Linked DNA regions of Homo sapiens: all the other regions are linked to region 1. The links are chromatin contacts, found by Hi-C or POLR2A ChIA-PET in ENCODE. All regions are on one chromosome and are shown on one strand. The core of a region is the stretch at or near the end of the contact, and the rest is flanking DNA. Distances in the headings are between cores, read along the strand shown.

Region 1 (3,826 bases), core at 643-3,142:
CAGGAGAATTCAGAGCAAGTGTGGGCAGCTGGGGGGATCTGGAGGAAGTGGGGATCCAGGGCCCATTTCTCAGGAGAGAAACTCCTGGGTTTGGGACTTATTGATGAAAGACAACAATGGGGTAGCCTGAGCTGAGGGTGCCACTGCCATGGAGAAGTCAGGAACAGTGTTTACTGCAAATGTGAGGTGTCATGCCTGGCCACCAAGGAGGGCCAGCGATGGGTGGCTACAGTTCAAAATATAGGTTTGGTGAGTGGGCCATGGAGAAGAGAAGGGAAGGAGAGGAAAGATTATACAGCCCTGGGAAACTGTCATGGTTTGGGAGAGGAGGAGGAAAAACAACAATAAAGGGCAGTGAGCAGTTTGTGGCCAGAGGTTCAGGGACATCCAGAACCATTGCATGTCTGGGGAACCAAGAGAGGGCCATTATATGAAAGGAACAGGTGTGGGAGCCCCAGCCAGGGGATGGGCAAGAAGGGGCTGGGAGAAGATGTGGGGCTGGGGTAAGCCTGCTGAAGGCATTTCCACTCTGCCTTTTTCTGGGGCCCTGAGGGGACTCGCTCTTGGCCTGCGGCTATACTGTGGGATGTCTCTGTCCCACCACAGTGTGTGCCTGTGAGTGAGGCTCAGCCTTACTCTTCTCAGTCTCCTGCACCTGACTTACACCTCCTTTCAGGAAATGACAATGAGGACATAGAGGTGTTTGTTACGGATCAATTTCAAGTAGAACCATAACCCAAAGGGGCAGCACTCTCACAGAATGATCGACTTCAGCCAAGGGACAAAAGGGTGTTTGCTCATAGTGGAAAAGGAGAGAGAGAAACTAAAAATTAGGAGCGGGAAGTAAGACTAAGTGCAAAATCCCTGAGAGATTCTAGGTGAGCTGGCCATCCATTTAGGAAGAGATGGGCTGTAGGAGTAAAGTCTCATCACTGAGGAAGGTGCCTGGGTAGGTAGTGCAGGAGGAACGTAACCTGTATCTTAACCAATCAGCACTTTGAAATCACAAAATTCAGAACTCCCTGAATTCTGGATCCAGCCAGGACTGGATCCTTTCATGGGTTGAAAGGCTCATTCTAGTCACTGGAGCTTATGGAAAACTAAAGAGTATTTTTATCATGAATATTCCATTTTTGACATCTGTTAAGTATTAGGAATATCTTAGACACTGCGCAGAACACGAACTGAACACTCTTGGCAGGGGCTGCTGGTGAGTGTGCTCTTAGGTAAAGTAAGCGGACACAGACCCCCTGTTCAAGAGAGGAAACCATGGCTGTGTCATCAAATGGGCCGCCCTGGGAGACACCTGAGCAGTCAGGACACACCCAGAGTTGTGCCTTCAGGGTTTTATCGTCTTTTCACATCACTTTTTCCTATTATCGTGTCATGCGTTCCCATTTTGCCAGTGAAGAGTATGAGCCTCAGAGAATTTATGTGCCATTTACCTGGTAAGTAACCAAGTTGGAATCAGAATGAGGAAATGCAGGGAAAATTTAAATTTCATTCCTTCATATCACAAATATCTCTTGACATGTGTTTAATTAAAGTAACGAACTGAGATTTACTCCATGGGGAAACTGTAGTCTCAATAAAGGCACTTGGGCAACTCCAACTCCTTGACTTCTGGTAGTTTACATTCTTGATGTGATTTTTGTATATATTTAGGAGGCTAAAGAGGCCAAAACCAAAAATGCAATCTTTTCTATGTATTGTTTAAAAGTGAATAAAAAGTATTCCTTAATTTGCTTTATTAGAAAAGTATTTCTTTTAAAATTCCTGATCCTTTATGCATTAGGGCGAAGGGTGAGATTTGCACCTTGTCACCACTAGATGGCAACATCTGAGCGTAGAGTTCAGGCTCAGCGCGGTGGGCACCAACATTCCACAGGGCGCCTGACATGCGGCCTGGGATGGCGCCTCAGAAGGTTGGGCCAGCCAGCCAGCAAGCACCTGTTCCCTGATCCTAAAATAAACCATGGCGGGTCAAAACTCCTAATTGGTTCTATACACCTCTGAAGCCCAGCTCTCCTCGCATTCCACCCTGCTTGAAAAACTAGCAATGGCTCCCTCCAAAGACTAATGTCACCTATCGTCCCCAGATAGAGATTTGATCAATCCTTATTTCTTGACTTTTTCTGTGCCCTGTGTTGGGGAGTGTGGTGTGTCCAGGCCCATCAGAGCTGGCCAGCCAGCCTGGTAGAGGGGTATTGCTCATGGCCATAGAGCCACTGAGCAGGACAGCTGGCCAGCACCCTGGACGACTGAGGATTCTGTCCACAGACACAGACTCATCCACAGAGCTTGTGAGCCATGTAGGACATTTATCCGTGTGCTTTTGGCTGAGTGCAGACATCCAGAGGGTCAACCAAATGGATTGCTTCAAGCAGGTGGCAGCGTGCCTTCCCCGGCATGCTGAGCTGCTGGCCTTCTCCCCACCTCAATTCATTCCTTGCCTGCCCACTACCAGACACATTTAACCTATACCTCTTTGCCACTGTTTCCTCACAGTTGGGCACAGCATTTGGCACAGCTGCTGGAGGAGTCTCCCTGGCCTTTCTGCCCTGAAGAAATCACTCCTGAGCTGTGTGGCTGGGCTCAGGGCCTTGGACTCTGCAGCTGGGATCTCTGGGTGGGATTCAGGCACATGCCTTGAAGCACCCAAGTTAGCAGCAGTCGTTGAGGTGTTTGTTAGTCTATGAACCTTTCCAGTACCCACTCCCTCAGTGGCTCACTGTTCCAGAGACTGCACCACATCCTGGCTATGTGATGTGAATGTCTGATTCATGCCTTCCAGGGCAAACAATCAAGTCAGAGGAAGAGGCAGAGAGATTCTAACATGAATATAAGGGTTGAAGTCCACGGGAGGTGGGGAGGCAGAGGGAGGATGATTGCTCCATCTGGGACTTGGGGAAAGGTGCAATTTGGTAGATAGAAGGACCTACAGGCATCCACCAGGCTTGAGAGAAGGTCCACGCACCCCCTCTTTCTCCTTCTTCAGAATTTCTTCTGGCTTGTGGGGCCTACCTCCTTCTACAGAAGTTGGATTGAGAAGGGTGGGGCTGTGCTCCTCCTGAGTGTGAGGAGATCCAGAAACCTGGTCCTTAGGCAAATGTCTAGGTCTTTCTTCACTTACATGAGGCCTGAGCTACTTCCCCTTGGGAGGAGGTGTGGCATTGCTCCCTCTCTTTGGCCTGGAGCAGGTAGCCTCATCTGGCTGTTCCCTGGGAACCTGGTACGTTCGCTTTCCACAGTGCCCTTCCCACACTGGCCTTGGTTCACATATGGGTAATCCAGGATCTAGCTATGGGTTGGGAAGGAGTCGGGCTGTGTAGTCATTGGCTGCTTTGGTTCTAAGTTTCAGGTCTTTCAGCTAGATGGAGTTCTCTCCAATGGCTCCAGCGAGGGCTGGGAAGACAAAATCTAATAAAATAAAGCCTGTCTCTTTGCTCCGCCTTCTCTCTATGAATGTCAGCATGTTATGAGTCTAATAGTCTACTTGGCAAATCATTCTTTCTTCTTTTATATAGTATGCAATTTCAAAGAAAATTTGTATTTGTTTGTAGTCTTGAGTTCAAACCTTTTAAATTTTTAGATGGCCAGAAAATTAATTAGATAGGCATGAACTTCAGTGTTTTGTTGGATGGCTGACGGTTACGAAGCTGTTAAAGGATCTTCACATGCTTTTGTTTTCTGTTCTGACTCTGTATCAATTCTTTTGAACAGCAATTAGATGACAATTAAAGAATCCTAATGGGAAGAGATCTCTCAAATGTCTGGTTCTGTTTTGCTTTGTTTTGTTTTCCCTGCACTCTATCTCTAGTGTCTC
Region 2 (3,826 bases), core at 750-3,249, 230 kb after region 1:
CTCTCTCATCTTTCTCAGGGGCGGATCCAAAGTGCACTTCAAGCCCCCAAAACTCACCTTCTCCCCTTAACACATGGAAGGGGGCTGGGCTTCTCGGCTCATATAAAAAAACCGAGGTTTGTCAGTGACCAATTCCCTCAAATTCCTACACCTCTTGTACTCACACATTTCTTTCTCCTTTCTTCTTCCCTTCCCTCCTAAATCCCAGAAATGAAGGACATCCTTTCCCCACCCAGGCGGTCCTGAGAGCTATGCTTTTCCAGTCCTTCCTGGCCCATCTGTCTGAACCACCCTCCTCCTCTTAACTCTCACCGGCCTCCTCCCCTTTAAGCATAAATATGCTCACCCCGCCATTCTCAGAGGGCCTCCCTCTAGCCTCTCCTCGGCTTCCATCTAGTCCTGCATCGTCCAGCTCTGTAGCTCTCTCATTGGTGTTGGCTGTCCCCATCCGCAGTCCTCATTGGCTTTAATTCCCTCCCCGCTCAACATGCTCCCTTCCCTGGGTCCCTGTGAAAGCACACTCTGGGCACTGTTCTCAGCAAAAAGAGGACTAGTGGGATGAAAACAATGAGCATCTTACAGAGGAGGAGCCAGAGGTTGGGCAGCAAACATCACATCCAGGTGTGCCCGTTAGGCAGTAATGGCAGGCTGGGCCAGACCCATGGCTCGTATTCAGCCAGGCTTTTCCCATGCTTCTTTGCTGACTTACTTCCTCCTGGAATTGCTCCACAAAGAATCCTCAGGAACCTGTTATCTAATTCCTGCTGAAGAATGGGACCACTCACAACTCACGTGCTGCTTTAGGACAGTGGTTCTCACATCATGGGAGCACGTGGCAATGCGGAGACATTTGTGGCTGCCACAGTTGGGGAGGTGCACAAGGAGGCGGCTACTGGCTTCTAATGGAAGAAACCAGGGATAGTGCTAAACATCTTATAATGCATAGAACAGTTCCCCACCACACAACATGATTTTGAGACCCCAAACATGCAGCTTGAGGAAAACAATAAGAAGAAAGGCATATTTTATGCATTTTTTCTCTTGTCGAGAAATGAAGGGAAGAAAAGGAAGACATAGAGGGAGGGTGAGGTGGAGGAGGGAGGAATGGGGTGAATGAGAAATTGTATTTGCTGGCGGAGATCTAATAGCGGTGGGGCTGGAGAATGAGATCCCTGCCACCTAACCCTCCCATCAAGAGGCCGGCTGTGAAGAAAGACTTCAGAGCAGGCAGGGGGCAGATAGGATCTCAGCTCCTCCGCAGGGTGCTGGGCCCGCTGCCTCCACCACTGGAGTTCACAAACTCTAGAAAGTGCAGAAGCCTTCACTGCAGAATGGAGATGGTGGTAGCACCTCCGCCTGGGGGTTTGAGGCTTAGCCAGGGTGATCAAAGGACAAGGCTGTGTTAAAATTCAGAGCACTATGAACCCATTTGTCAACTTCAGATAGAAGGAAAAGTGGAAAGTTGAAATGGAATCAAGAAGAGGAAGCAAAGAGCAGTTGTGGCCAGTGGAAATGGGTCAGAGGTGGGTTTACGGAAAGGTAAGAGAATGGGGAGAGAGGCAAGACATTGGATAATTAACAGAATTACAAAAGAAGTGGAGCCTTTCATGAGGGAAGGGAGTGAAGGGACGGATGGGAGGGCAGGGCAGTGCAGGACAAGAGGGGGAAATGTAGGGTCAGGAGAGAGGGAGGGAAAGGAAAGCTCAGGCGATGGGAAGGAGGGGCCAGCACGTGTGAGTCAGGGAAAGTTGGCCTGCCAAGGGCCCGGAAATGACATGAGAAATAAGGACACATGTTATCTGGTTTGGACAGAGAGTGATGCCATTAAAGGGGATGCCCAGTGCTGAGACAGACGAACAAAGATAGCTTTGATGAGAGAGGAGCTGGGAAAGGAGCAGGTGGGCAGCTAGAGTGGGAAGGAAGGGGCCTGTGACAGCGATGGCTGTGGGTGGGTGACTGGCAGGGAAAAGGAAGTGAGCTCAGGTTTCCTGGCAAGGAGACATGCTTCCCAGAGGATGAGCTGCCTGAATCAAGCCATTAACAGCTGCCAAGTGATTCCAGCAGACAGTATGCCTCTTTCAATTAGATTTCATATCCATGAGTAATGAGCTGGGTCACATCTTTCCATGCATCAAAAGATGAAGGTTGCTTCATTTTAAGCTGCCCAGTTATATCCTTTCGGAAGGAAATTTCAAACCAAGGAGTTGTCTTCACTTTTTGTTTCTGAAAGGAAAACATCTAGTAACAAATTTTTGCATTTCCCCAAAATCTGGGAGTAAGGGTCGGGGGTGGTGATGGATAAAAACTACACATTGGGTACAGTGTGCACTGCTTAGGTGATGGGTGCAACAAAATCTCAGAAATCACCACTAAAGAACTTATTCATGTGATCAAACACCACCTGTTCCCCAAAAACCTATTGAAATAAAAAATATAAAATTTGAAAAAAAAAATTTTAAATTCTTCAGAAGATTTTCAGAGTTGGAATTCGGAGAAGCTTTAATGTCAGCTGGTTTTGAAATGTCAGATTTACTTACTCTACAGTTGTTCCTGGGCCCACAAAAATAGCAATGTATTTTAACATGTGGGGCTATAGTGGAGGAAATAGTCCCAATGCAGATATTTTCTAGAAAACGGAAGGAACTGAAAGGGGCCAAAGATCAGCCAGTGATAGAAAAGTGTTCTAGAAAGCTTAAATCTATTTCCCCAAGAGTCCAGAATTTAGGAGGCAGTGCTTGGGAAAGCAGTCTTTTCATATACCTGAGAGCCATTTGTATATATTTTTGGAGAGATATCTAGTCACGTTCTTTCTTAATTGGGTCCCATTTATTCAAGTCTCACTCTTTTATGGGCTGTTTGGTCTTTTGTTGCTGTTGTTGCTTTCCTGTTGAATTGCAGGAGTTTCCTTACATATTGTTGATATTAATTCCTTATTAGACATGTGGCTTACAAATATTTTCCACCATTCTATAGATTGCCTTATCACTCTACTAATTATTCTTTGCTGTGTGGAAAGTTTGTAGTTTGATGTAGCCCCGTTTATCTATTTTTGCATTTGTTGTTTGTGCTTTTGGTGCCAGACACATGAAATCATGGCCAAGACCAATGTCGTGAAGCTTTTCCCTATGTTTTCTTCTAGAAGTTTTATAGTTTCAGATCTTACATTTAAGTTTTGCATTTTGAGTTGATTTTTGTCTATCAGGTAAGAGAGGGGTCCAGTTTCCTTCCTTTGCATGTATATATCTAGTTTTCCTAGCGCCATGTTGAAGAGACCATCCTTTCTATGTATTTTTGTCACTGTTGTCAAAGACCAGTTGACCGTATATCCATGAATTTATTTCTGGGATTTCTACTCGGTTCCGTTTCTCTAGATGTCTTTACACCAGTGCCATATATGTTTTGAAATTAGGAAGTGTGATGCCTTCAGCTTTGTTTTTCTTTCTCTAGATTGTTTTGGCTAGTCAGGATCTTTTGTGATTCCATATGAATTTTAGGATTGTTGCATCTATTTCTGTACAAAATCCCATTGGAATTTTGACAAGGATTACATTGAATCTGCATTAAGGAAATGCAAATCAAAATCACAATGAGATACAACTTTATACTTGTTAGGATAACTATTCTTATATATTATATATATTATCATTTTATATAATATACATATATTATATATATTATCATTTTACACAATATACATATATTATATAAATATATATTTATCATTACATTATATATAATATAATATATATAATATAATATATATATATATAATATAATGATAAATGTTAGCAAGAATGTGGAATTGGGACCCATGCATACTTTTGGT
Region 3 (3,826 bases), core at 458-2,957, 180 kb after region 1:
GAGGAGACAGTGCTTGTCATAAGAAACGGCTGATGCACACATTCAGGTTTGAGAGGAAGAATGGTCCTCGGGGAGCACTGCAAGACAGGTGGCCCACACATCATCCTCAGCCAGTCTTTCTCCAGGAGCAATGGGACAGGAGGCTGAGTGCCATGTAAGCAACATTGAGAATCTAGAACTCTTCAGACAAAGGGAAGTCACTGGAGACTTTCAGGCAGAGGAGTGGCATGATTAGACTTGTGTTTTTGAAAGATTACCCTCAACATTTTTTTGAAAGTGAAGAGCTCAGTTATTTAACTTCCTTTCCTTGCTGCTTTTTTCTTACCCTTGCCATTAGATAACCCTAGGGGCTGACTCTGGAATACCTGCCTTTGGATGGCAATATTGAAGGAAGCCCTTGGTCCCAACCCCAATTCCCTCCTTCATGCTTGGGAGTGTGAAGCTCATCACGCAAAAGCCATAAATGGACCTTATAAGGAGGCGAAGAAACCTCCTTCTCAGATGTTTCTCCCCTGGAGCCATCGCGAGTATCTTAAATATGTTTGCTAATTACCTGGAGCCTTGGAAAATAGGCTTGTGCCTTGCCTCCTTCAGACATAATGTTTCAGTAATTAGTAATCAATTACCTCTCTGCTCCCTAGACAAGCTCGATTCCTTTTTTTCCATGATGTTCTTTCCTCACCCAAGCTGTGCTGACAGGCAATTGAGTCATATCTTTCTCAAGCCCGCCAAAAGCCACACACTGAATAAAGGGGGAGGAAGAGGGGAAAATGAAACGATACACCCCGGATAATAGATAATTAGATAATTATCCCTAGCTGAAAGCACGTTTTGGAATTTGCATTCAAAATGAAGGGAATTGGCAGAAAGAATGCTGATGTCAGGGAATGGGTAATTTTATTTCAGGGAAGTAGCTAGCGGGGAGGATTTAGTCATCCTCTGACTTGCTCCAGCCTCTTCATTTGTCTTCTTCCCTTTAGCTTTTTCGCCTATAATCTAAACTCCCCACCATTGCCAGAGAGAACATTCTAAATGTCATGCCAACATTTCTATGAGAAAAAGAAGGTATGGGGGGTGTCAAGACACTTTCGAGATAAAATCCAGATGTACCATACCTTCTATAACCTATCTCTTCCTTCATTTTCTGCCCCATTTCCCAATCCCTTGTATGGTCTATTTCAGCAATATTGAGCTACGCATTGCTCCCCAGACTCAACTTGGTTTCACAAATCTGTGCTCCCTTCTAAACTCTGTAAAATGCACCACTCTCAACCCTGGTGCTCGGAACACATATCTACGTGTCCTTATGGATTATTCTTTTCTCTTCCCCACATCTTATCTATTGGTATGTTCTGTTGATTTTGTCTTTTCCATTTATCATCAAATTTTCTATGAACACCTTGTCCAGACCACCACCTGACACCCCCATACAGTCTTCTGACTCACAGTCCAGTGCTCTCTCCTGGACAACTGCAACAGCTCCCTGACTAGTCTCCTTTTTTTTGTTTGTTTTTGTTTTTTGTTTTCTGTTTTTTTTTTTTTTTTTTTTTTTGGACCTGTGTTTCTTTACAACCCACTAGGCTTTTAAAGCTGGAAATTGGATCACATTACTCTCTGCCTAACACATTCCAGTGGTTCTCATTGTTCTTACAATAAAATCTTTTATTTATTTATTTTTAACCACATCCTGCATTGCTGACCTCTGCTCTCCTTCGTTCTTTTCCTTACATGCTTCATTTAAGTTATGGCAGAAATTGTGGCACCCTAGGGGTTGGAGGAGCCCTTCTTGAAAACCTCAGATGTCCCCTCCTCATTGCCCAGCTAAGAAAGGTCATATGAATTGCCCTTTACACATTTCAAACAGGGTGCAGCTTTGGAGACCAGGCCTCCTGAGTTACAGTCCATGCTCTTGGGGCTTGACTAAGTTCTTTGCTGTCAGTAAGGGTCCCCTTGGGCCAAGATCTGGCTGCATGGGCCCTGGGTCCCCAACTTTTCCAGCATGATGAGGATCTGGACCAGGAGCTACAAGCTCACATGCTAACAAGGACTAGGCAAGCCATGCAGAATGTAGATATGAGCTTTTTATAAGAAGAGAATAGGGGTCTTGATAGGGGTGATGGGGAGACCTTCTGTCCCTACTAAAGTGGGGAGCCACTATTTAGCATTGTTAGCTTTCACATACATAATCCACTGTTAGTAATTTTTTTTATTTTAAAAGTAATGTTCAGTTTTAATAAACAAACAAACAAAAATTGCCTGGGGGGGCTGTTAGGCCAGTGAGTGGTCTATGGTGTCGACATTCCAGGGGAAACTGCAGGGTAATGATCCAACCCTGGGAGATGAAAAGGTAAAAGGTTCAGGTAAAGGGGGAGGGGCCAAGTGTGGAAATAGGAGAGAATTGTAGGGGAAGACCAACACTGTGGGAAGGGAAGAAAGAGGTGAGGAAAGGAGGAGAGGGAGAGAAGCCAAAGAGTGTGAAGACCCTTGGAGATTCCCTTGTTACTAGTGAGCTAAGATTACATTATTTGCTTGAACATCAAGATGAAGGATAGGCCTCCACATGCCTTCCCCTGCACTCCTCATCTCTTTTTGGTGCGGTCCTCTCAGGCAAGCCCTCCGACCTGCCCCCTGCAGCCCCCGCGCTGACTTTCTCCCCTCTGCACACAGGCACACACTGCCCCTTCTCAAACTCATGGATGCATCACCAGGCAAATAGGAAATGCTACTAAATGCTGTTCTATGAGGGACAATAAATGAGTGGGAAGGTGGAGAGGAAATATTAGGAGACAGAATACAAGAAACAGGATGTCTAAGGTGGGTAAGGAGGAGCTGTGGAAGCAATCATCAACTCGGAAGTCCTGGAAATGAAGTAAATCTGTGAACAAAAGATCCAAACACCTGAAGACCTCTTCCCTTCTCACCTGGTGTTTGGGCCACACTCAAGCCTCCCACGCCTCTGTGCTCTTGGTTTCTCTGTGTGACTGCTGCCCACAGATGACTGGAAAGACATCCATTTCTAATTCTCTGCACTGGAAGTTTGGACCATGGCTCCAAATTGCTCTACCGTACACAATGTAGAAAGCTCTCCTCGGATTTGTAGCAAACTTCCGTAGGACAGGAGCCTGAGTTAAAGCATCAACAGGCAGGGGTAACATGTGAGGAGGAGAAGCTCAACCCCACGGCTGCTCTTCTTCCACTTTTCTATGTATACATTAAAAATTTTACCACCTTTCCCCCTCACCAATATTATGAGGCAGATAGAAAAATTGCTACCACTGTATAGATAAACTAAAATCCAGTTACATGATCTAGATCTAACTTCAAACTTTTTTTTTTTACTCCATAAAAAAGTTACTCATTATTTTTCAGTTACTCCTTCTCCAGTTTCCAGTTACTTATTCTCCTTTCCTCAATCCTACATCTAGGACCACCTGCCCTATAAGTTTGATCAGGATGTCAATGCAGAGTTGAGCAACTCCTCTGCCTAACTCATCTAACCCCTATCAGAGTTCACTTTTTTCTAAGCATGTTCATCACAGGGGAAATATACATTGACCACTTACTATGGGCTGGGAGTACGGCATGTAATAACTGATCTAATTTTCCTGTAATAATATCAATCTGGAAAAGACTTTTTGAGTTAAATAATCACAACTTTTCATACAACAGATCAATAATTGCTGGGTAATATAATAATTTCCATGTTTATCTTTTGGAGAAACTGCCAAACTGTTTTCCACAACTGTTTGCCACTGTGACTGTGACTGCACCATTTTATATTCCTACCAGCAACGTTTGAAGTTTCCAATTTCTCCACATGCTCAGC

The links. A loop is a pair of places that touch in the nucleus more often than their neighbours do. ChIA-PET counts read pairs that join two places held with the same protein, here RNA polymerase II (POLR2A). Pooled maps may share reads with other maps.
Region 2: a loop to region 1 is called in a map of Calu3, with 3 times the contacts of the local background. The contact joins two enhancer-like sites. A Hi-C loop is called at or near these places in 3 of 168 maps with a recorded cell type or tissue (Calu3, IMR-90 and endothelial cell of umbilical vein), 1 of 37 single-sample maps with no recorded cell type and 2 of 50 pooled maps. POLR2A ChIA-PET finds 5 or more read pairs at or near these places in 1 of 52 experiments (HEK293).
Region 3: a map of PC-3 shows a loop between it and region 1 (8-fold over the local background). The contact joins two enhancer-like sites. A Hi-C loop is called at or near these places in 2 of 168 maps with a recorded cell type or tissue (PC-3 and PC-9). POLR2A ChIA-PET finds 5 or more read pairs at or near these places in 1 of 52 experiments (endothelial cell of umbilical vein).

Annotation. Positions count from the first base shown.
Region 1 is chr7:47,087,002-47,090,827 of GRCh38, reverse strand. No RefSeq gene overlaps it. Among named protein-coding and RNA genes, the nearest start is that of SNORD151, 380 kb to the left of the region's middle. Within about 2 kb of position 1,892, at least 2 of the 41 ENCODE cell types and tissues checked have a DNase peak (open chromatin) inside an H3K27ac peak, as active enhancers do; they include PC-3, where a contact is called at or near this core.
Region 2 is chr7:46,858,269-46,862,094 of GRCh38, reverse strand. No RefSeq gene overlaps it. Among named protein-coding and RNA genes, the nearest start is that of SNORD151, 600 kb to the left of the region's middle. Within about 2 kb of position 1,999, at least 3 of the 41 ENCODE cell types and tissues checked have a DNase peak (open chromatin) inside an H3K27ac peak, as active enhancers do.
Region 3 is chr7:46,906,837-46,910,662 of GRCh38, reverse strand. All of the region lies in intron 1 of LOC124901626 (a long non-coding RNA gene), which reads left to right. Among named protein-coding and RNA genes, the nearest start is that of SNORD151, 560 kb to the left of the region's middle. Within about 2 kb of position 1,707, at least 3 of the 41 ENCODE cell types and tissues checked have a DNase peak (open chromatin) inside an H3K27ac peak, as active enhancers do; they include PC-3, where a contact is called at or near this core.